2 separate regions of the Homo sapiens genome follow, and region 1 is linked to region 2. Evidence: read pairs that join two places in POLR2A ChIA-PET (ENCODE). Cell type or tissue: MCF 10A. All regions are shown on one strand. Each heading gives the region's core, and the rest is flanking DNA. Links, peaks and the distances in the headings are about the cores only. Region 1 overlaps HTR7 (5-hydroxytryptamine receptor 7). Region 2 overlaps HTR7 (5-hydroxytryptamine receptor 7).

The links. ChIA-PET counts read pairs that join two places held together with the same protein. Peaks named below come from ENCODE experiments on the same cell type or tissue, not always from the same donor. Only the 100,000 strongest peaks of a DNase experiment are listed, where the experiment ranks them.
Region 1: POLR2A ChIA-PET joins it to region 2 with 8 read pairs; 3 of 35 experiments call an interaction of 5 or more read pairs at or near these places.

The regions. Positions count from the first base shown.
Region 1 is chr10:90,845,759-90,850,165 of GRCh38, forward strand. The region is part of intron 1 of HTR7 (5-hydroxytryptamine receptor 7); the gene reads right to left. Among named protein-coding and RNA genes, the nearest start is that of HTR7, 10 kb to the right of the region's middle. In MCF 10A, for the core only: no CTCF peak of the experiment used is centred there; a DNase peak (open chromatin) is centred at 1,873.
Region 2 is chr10:90,752,612-90,757,018 of GRCh38, forward strand. The region is part of intron 1 of HTR7 (5-hydroxytryptamine receptor 7); the gene reads right to left. Among named protein-coding and RNA genes, the nearest start is that of HTR7, 100 kb to the right of the region's middle. In MCF 10A, for the core only: no CTCF peak of the experiment used is centred there; no DNase peak of the experiment used is centred there.

The sequences.
Region 1 (4,407 bases), core at 281-4,280, 93 kb after region 2:
CTGCACATGATGGCTGGCCTCCAAGAAGACCACCGCCTGCATGGGATGGCCACCCTTGGTGCCCAGAAGCCATGAGCTTTCCCCCTGGACCCTTCACTCCGTGATCTTCTGCCCAAGAATTTTGTTTCCATGGTACCTCACCCTCTGTTCCAATGCCACCCAAGATTCTGTGGCTGACCAGCACTTCAGACACATTGTTCTCTTTTGCCTGTTCTCAAAATAGAATCATATGCCAAGGTGGAAAAAAAAAGTGTATATAAACATCTGTGGGAAGGATGGGTGACAGGGAGAAGAAATGTGTACAAGTTGAGTATCCCTGATCCAAAATGCTTAGAATCTTTTTTATATTTTGAAATATGTGCATATACATAATAAAATATCTTGAGGATGGGACCTAAGTCTAAACACAAAATTCATTTATGTTCTATATTTACCTTGTACCCAAAAATCAAAATATTTATCAGTGAAATGATATGAAGTAATCTTATACAATATTCTAAATAATTTTGTGTGCCCATCACATGAGGTCAGGTGTGAAATTTTCTACCTGTGGCATCATGTCAGTACTCAAAGATTCTAATCTTGGAGCATTTTGGGTTTCAGACTTTCAGATCAGGGATGCCCAATTTGTACTAGGTTTAGCAGTTGAGATTAAGTTCAGCTGCATGTGATAAACAACATAATGGTATTAGTTCATCAATTAGTAAGAAGTCAAGGTTCCAGCAATTCTGTGGAGTTGACAGTCCTCCACGATCCAGGCTACCCTTCCAGCATACTGCTCCTCTTTAACAAGCATGACCATTTTTGTCCATCTTGACTAAGTGGCCAGAGCTCTAGCCACCATCTTCATATTCCAGGCAAGAAGATGGAGGAAAGGACAGAAAAGAGGAAGACGGCACACACCAATTTTCTTGAAGGCAGTTTCTGGGAAGCTGAAACATAATACTTCTACTAACATCTCTCAAGCCCAAATTTAGTAACATGGCCACATCTAGCTGTAAGGGAGGCTAAGAAATGCAGCCTTTATTCTGGGCAGCCATATTCCCAGGTCAAAGCAGGAATTCCCATAACTAAAGGGGGAAGGGGAGGACGGAGATTGGGGTAGGCAACCAGCAGTATCTACTGCAAGGGGTGAAGGGTTATTGACTTGTGCTTCTCCTATGCTATTCCCTCACTCAGAATGCCTTCCTGCTCCCTCTCTGTGAGTTCATTCAAACACTGATTCACTGCCTCTGTGTTCCTGGCATCTGCTGCTCCTTTGACTGGAATGTTCCATGTCTCCACTTTTATTATTTTCCTTAGATATATTTACACACATAGATATAAATAAATACACAATATTTGAACAAGCTTTGAACACAAGTTCCATCCATACAAACTGTATGTCCTTGTCAAGTCACTTCTACCCTCTGAGCCTCAAGTTCCTCCTACATCAAGTGGGGATACTGATGCCCACCTCACAATGTTGTAGAGGGGATCAGTGGAGATTTCTGTATTTGGGAGTGGTCTGTAAGCAATAAATCATTAAACATCTATTAGCTATTATCATTTCTACCCTGAAGCATTACTTCCTGTTAGTTAACATGAGAGGAAAAAAAAAAGCAGTTGGTGGCTAAGTGTTACTACACAAAAGAACAGGGCAGAAGACCCATTTCATCTCCTTCTCACTTTCCCATAGCAAAGCCAGAAGAAGATTCCATCAATTCTTAAAATGTATCTACAAGCAGAAAATTAATTTTAGAGATGAGCAAGGATAACTTCCTTTGAAGTGAAAGGAGTCTGGAGAAGCCAGAATGCACCCTGCCCTGCTGATTGAAGCAGAATTAAAGCCAAAAGCAGAACTCAGATCATCAGAGGGAATGAGTCATAGTACCTGGCGAGGAAGCAAGGCTTCAGCCAGATACCAATCAGAGCTAAATATTACAGCTCTTGCAAATAAGGCAGATGAGTTCCTGTAACCATGAACAACCCAAAGGTGGCCCCTGCCCTCATACACAAAGCTAAAAACTAATGGTTGCTGACAGCATTAAAACAATAACTGTATCTGCTCAGATTAATCATATATCTGACTTAATCCAAATATACCTCAAGAGATGTATCAAATACATACTTTTGCCCCTTTCATTATAAAATAAAATACATATACAGGAAAGTGCCTAAAATATACATGGACACTTTAACAATAATTAAGTTAACCCTTGTGTAATTACCACTCCAGTCAAGAAAGAAAACACTACACCACCTTAGAAGCATGCCGCTCTGATCTCAGTTTTCTCCATCCCATCTAAAAGCAATCACTCTCTCTTTGTTCTTTTTTTTTTTTTTTTTTTGGCAGGATTTGCTCTTGTTGCCCAAGCTGGAGTGCAATGGCGCGATCTCGGCTCACCGCAACCTCGGCCTCCCGGGTTCAAGCGATTCTCCTGCCTCCCGAGTAACTGGGATTACAGGCATGCGCCAGCATACCCAGCTAATTTTGTATTTCTAGTAGAGACGGAGTTTCTCCATGTTGGTCAGGCTGGTCTCGAACTCCAGACCTCAGGTGATCTGCCCGCCTCAGCCTTCCAAAGTGCTGGCATGCTGGCATTATAGGTGTAAGCCACTGTGCCTGGCCTCTTTGTTCTTATGATATATATTTCCTTCCTTTTCTTTATAATATTACCACTTATGTACGTCCCTAAAAATATTTTTGTCTATTTAAAATTTTTATTTGAATGGAATCACATATGTATATACTTTATATTTTGCTGCTTCTGCTCAGCCTTACATTTGTAACCATAAAATATTTATCAGTGAAATGATATGACATCTGAAATTTGATTTAAAATAATTGGATGAAGGAAGAATTGCAAAGTATATTTTGAATAAATCGACCATAAGTTGATCACTGTTGAAGATGGATGATGGATACATCAGACTCATTATAGTATACTTGACTTTAAAATATGTTTCAAAATTTATATAACAAAAAATCATTTAAATTACTTCATGAGATTCACTTGGTTGCTGGGTGTAGTTAGAATTTGTTCATTTTCATTGCTGTATAGCAATACTTCTCTAAGTAAGATCCCAAGACCAGAAGCATCAGAATCACCTGGGAATTTATGTGAACTGTAAATTCTTAGCCCAACCCCAGACTTTTGAAATCAGAAACTCTTGGGGTAAGGTTTCTGATTTGGTAAGGTCTGGGGTTAGGCCCAACAATCTGTGTTTTAATAAGCTCTCCAGGTAGTTCTGATGCACATTCAAGTTTGATAAACACTCCTAAATAGCATTCTGTTGTATGAATATACCACAATTTATTTATTCATTCTACTACTGACACACAGGTGTATTATTTCAAGTTTTAAGGTTTCAAGTTTGTGGATTCTATAAATATTCTTGTAGAAGACTTTTGGTGGACAAGCATCTTTCTGATATGTACCTGGTGATAAAATAACAGGGTCTTAGGGTGTATGTATTTTTAACATTACATGATAACACTAAACTATTTGCAACGTAGTTCACCAATTTATAATCCCACTAGTAATGTATGTAAATTCCCTTTGCTCCATATCCTTCCCAACACTTGGTAGTTTTTTGACATTTTAATTGTTGTCAATCTAGAGGGTTAAACACTTAAACTTTCCAACTTAGAATTAAAAAAAAAACACATATTAGAGAACAGAACTTCAGATGTAAAATCAGTTTCACAAATATATTAGTTGGTGAGTTTTCATGGAGTAAACCCGATGCAGGAAAGAATCTGGTACAATAGAGAAACTGAGAAAGGTCAATGTGACTGGAATGTGGCGAACAAGACAGAATGCAGTTCAAGATGTTGAGGAGTGAGGCAGGGACAAACCAAGGACCTCCTACATGTGCTAAAGAGTGAATTTTATTCCAAGTGAAATGAAAAGAAAATTAAAAATTTTAAGCAGGAAATTTACATAATTATATTTCTATATTAGCATACATTTAAAATATTTCAGGCACATAGCCACTTCTAGCCATGATGGGGTTGTTTGATACTTCAGACCAATGCTTCTGCTGAAAGCCACTTTAAAAGCTGGATAAAGCACAAATACACACACACTCACACACGCATGCACGCTATGATGCCCGAAAGCATCAAGCAGTTGTTGAGACAACCAGGACTTCAGGGAACAAAATCCTAGAGAAGACAGAAGCACAGGGAGGCAAGCCAATATTGTGCAGCTGCTCTTTCCCTTGGGGCACTTGCCAAAATTGGGTGAAGGGTAAGGGGCTAAGGATCCAGGTAAAGAGCCTCAGCAGAGAGTTGCTAATAAGGGGCAAAAACACCAGAAGAGCACTTGGCAGTCTCTTGGAGATAGAGAGGCAAAAGTCAGAGGCCTAAAAGGCAAAGATGCCAGTGAAACCTAAGCCCAGCACCTGTTAGTTCCCTCAAAA
Region 2 (4,407 bases), core at 97-4,096:
CATTAAAAAAAAGTATAAAGCCACAGAAATAAAAGCCCCAAAATAATTATTCAAAAAGATATCAATAAAACAAGATAGGTTCAAATTGATTCAAATATATAAGGGAATTCAATATAAAAGGAGTCACTTTAAATCACTAGTAAAAAATTGGATATTCTTGAAGTCTCACAACTGGCCAGCAATTGAGGTAAAAGTATTACTGGCTTCTTATCGTTTGATTAAATATAAATCTCACATGGATCAAAGATTATCATGTAAAAAAATTAAACCCTAAGAAAATATTGGCAAGTATTTCCACAATTCTGAGATGACAAAGGCCATTCTTAACTATAATACAAAAGCTTGAAAGTACAAAATGAAACATCAATAAATGTTTGTAACAAACAAAATAAATAAGTGACATTTATAAGCAACATTTAGTTTAATTCAAAAATCATTCTGTGAAGAGTTAAAAGTCAAATCATAAACTAGAAATCTAAATGGCAATATCACAATATTCACAGATTTCCTACAGGTCAATACAAAACACAGCCATCCCATAGTAAGAACTTCAGAGTTTGTAAAAGAAAAAACAAAAAGCCAACCATCCCAATAAAAATATTTAAGCAATTGATCAAAGAAGAAAAACTAATGGACAAAGCCAGGCGCAGTGGCTCATGCCTATAATCCCAGCACTTTGGGAGGCCAAGGTGGAAGGATCACTTGAGGCCAGGAGTTTCAGACCAGCCTGAGCAACATAGCAAGACCCTATCTCTATTTTAAAGAGAGAGAGAGAGAGAGAGAAAGAAACTAATGACCAATAAGCACTTAAAAATATTCAGAACTTCATTAATAAAGAGATGCACATTTTAAAATGACACATTTTTATCATTTGCAAATATTTAAGAAAGACAAAATCCAATATTAGAAAACTGAAAAAGCAATCATTCTATTACGTTGCTATTGGGAATGTCAACTGAAATAATTTTGGAAGACAGTTTGGCAATTATCACACATCTAGGATTTTGTCTTAAGAAGATAATTGTACAAATGCAAAATGACTAATGTGCAGACATGTTACTAAACACATAATAGAGGAAAAAGAATGCAATCTAAGTATTATCAATAGGAGATTAGATATGATATATATATATACTGTATATAATATGTATAATGCAGCCATTAAAAATGATGATGTACGTCTGTATTTACTAACACAGAAACAACAGAAGAGTGGATTAAAAACACATAGCTCTTAAAGATAAGTAATAGAATATCATATAACATATATTATTAACCTTTCTATATAAAACTGGGTGTATGCTTGTGTGAGCATGTCTGTGTATGCTCAGATGTCTACAAGAATATCAACTAAAATATCAATAGTAGTTTTACCTGAGATGAAGAAATTTTAATGATTTTAAATTTCCTCTATATTTTCTATGCTTGATATTTTTGTAGTGAGCATGTAAAAAAAACACTATTTTAAGAACAAAATAAAAGATTTAAGAGGATTCTGAGATTCCTAATTTATATGATTCTGGCAATAGAAACAATCTGGTTCATAAAATCTTTAGAAAGCTGATAATTAAATCTTACATTGTTTTATTTGATTAGCTTGTCAAAAGTACTTTATTAGAATACATTCATAAGTTTATACAAAAGAAAAAGAACTCATTGGCCTTTAAAATCCCATAATTACTACATAAAGTAATATTGGTATTCAGGGAAGTGTTTCTCTAAATTATACATTCATTCTTCCAAACCTTGTATAGGATAAATCTTACCTTCAAGGGTGAGAAAGAAAAAAAGAAAAAAAAAACTAGACTGATTTTTAACATTCCTTAAGTATGCATGTTTAATATTTAATCACACTAACATTTTATCCTCACTGTTAATTAGAAAGCAGGATGCTTATAAAGCCTTCAAAATTTTACTGTAAAATGCATACGAATGTTAAAGTACAGTAAATCTCAGAGACGAAAGCACTGAAGTATTATATAATTGAGGAATATATGCAACTCACAATAGGGGTGCCATTGAAGTACAGGTTCAGAGAAAAAGAGGATTAGGGAGTTATAATCTGCATAGAGAGGGATCGGAAGTAAATTAACTCTGCTGCCTGTCTTCCATTCTAACTGTATAGAAATGGTAGATAATGGTTCTTTAATTAAATGGCTTCTTCTGAGTTTCACTGCTATAGAATGATAATTTAGGGAGTAAAAGAAACTAGGTAGAATTATTCTGAAATATGGTGGTTTTTTAGAGCGTTCAGCTTAAAAAGCGTTCACACACTTAGAACACCTCCTCCAGGAGATTCCTCCCTTGCAGTTGGCAAAATCCACTAGAATCTCCGGCTGATGTCAGTGGCTGCTGAAACTGCCAGATTATAAGAATCACTCAGGAGCTTTAGAAACATGCAGATTCCCAAGCCACTATTCTCATTCAAGGATTGGAGACCTAGAACTTTGTGTTTAGGATTGACTGTTCTGGGTCTTTATCCCCCACACTGCTGTCAAAGCAGCCTTCTCCCATTCAATTACAAGGACTTTATACTTACCACATGAAGGGCTTTACTTTACTGTATATTTCATCTGAACAGTTTGCTTCCAGTTTAGCCTAACAAAATCATTATGAATCATGTTTCCATTATCTCAGCTATTAGATTTCCCAGTCCTGTGCTAAATGAGATATGTGTGGTCTTTATATTTTAATCAAGTTGTAGATTTTTCTTAAATGCATAATACACAACAAGGTTTTTTAAAACCTTTTTGACCATGGTTCACAAAAAGAAATATAACATTTTATATAATAAACTGATATGTGTGTATATTTATATTTAGGAAATTAAACAAAAGTTTCACAAATCTGTATTTACCATTATAAACCATTATCTACTCTCTTCTATTCTATTTCAGACTTTTTAAATGCTGGCCTTAACTCACTAAATTGATTTCATAACCCATTAATGGATCAAGGCCTAAAGTTTGAAAATTACTCACCTTCACCAAACATATCAAAAGGTGTTTAACATCACGAGTCATGACAAAAATGCAGATTAGCACAATGAAATGTCACTAACAGCCATCAGAGTGGTTAAAATTAATGATGATGATGATAAAAACTATAATGCCAAGTGTTCTGTGAAGATATGAAACAATTGTGATTCTCACACATTACTGGTGGGAATGTAAACTGATGCAGTAACTTTGGGAAACTATTTGTAATATCTATTAAAGCTAAATAATACACACTCTATGATCTAGCAATTCCAAGTATATAATGAACATTAACCAAAATACACATACAAAAGTTTATAGCAGCACTGTTGGTAATAGCTCCAAATGAAACTAATCCACTCTACAGAAGTAAAATTAGTATAACTCTATAATAGTAGAATAAGTACATAAACTGTGGCATATTTATGCAATGGAATTCTATAAAACAATGAGAATGAACCCACTACTGCTTGTCAACATGGATGATTTTCACAAACATAAGCTCGAGCTAAAGAAGCTAAAAAACAAAAAAGAACATACTATTCAAAACCAGGCAAAACTAGCTGCTGGTGACAGAAGCCAGAATGGCAGTTACCTCCGGGGAAGAGGAAGTCCTAAGCAATGAGGGTGCAGGAGGAAAGCTTGGAGTTCTGAAAATGTTCTTTCTCTTCCTCTGGGTGTGTTACATAGGTATGCTCACCTTGTAGAAAGTAAGTGAGCTATTCAGTTATGATTTGTGCAGTGTTCCGGATGTATGTAAATCAGGTTTTTTTAAATACTAAAAGTAAATTTTTAACAATACACTGAACTTATCATTTGCCATTAACCTAGATGCTAACCTGTTCTCTAAAACCAATGTTACAGTGGGGTTCCAATACACTTTTAAACCATTTCCATCAGTGTTTCTAAGCTACACTTACAGTTAGGAACAATAAACAACTTAAATTCCTTATTCTGCCCTCAGCATTGAGGGAGAGAAGTAGATAAAAGAGAGAGGGGGGAAGAAAGCAACAAAATTCAACCAAGTTTGGAAACACAGTAGCAAAGCCTCCTCTTTGAGAAAGGATATTATTATTAAACAAAAAAGAGAGTTTCCCTTAAGAGAGAAAATCAGATTTAATTAAAATAAAATAAGTCACTTAATTCTAAAAGTGCCTGTAAAAATTCATATATTATATTTGTTAACTGTTGCTACATAACTAATTACCACACTTTAGTGGCTTAAAACACCACCAAGGAAAACCCTGTCATAAAAAAAAAGAAAAGAAAAGAAAAAGAAAAATACATGTCTATTAAAGGATTTTTAGACAATTATACAAAGTCATGAAAATGAATAGTGTGAGAAATAGTAATGACCCCTGAATTATACTTGTTAATTACTTCAGTTGTATATGGATTCACAATAAACTAAATTTTCCAAAGAATTTGG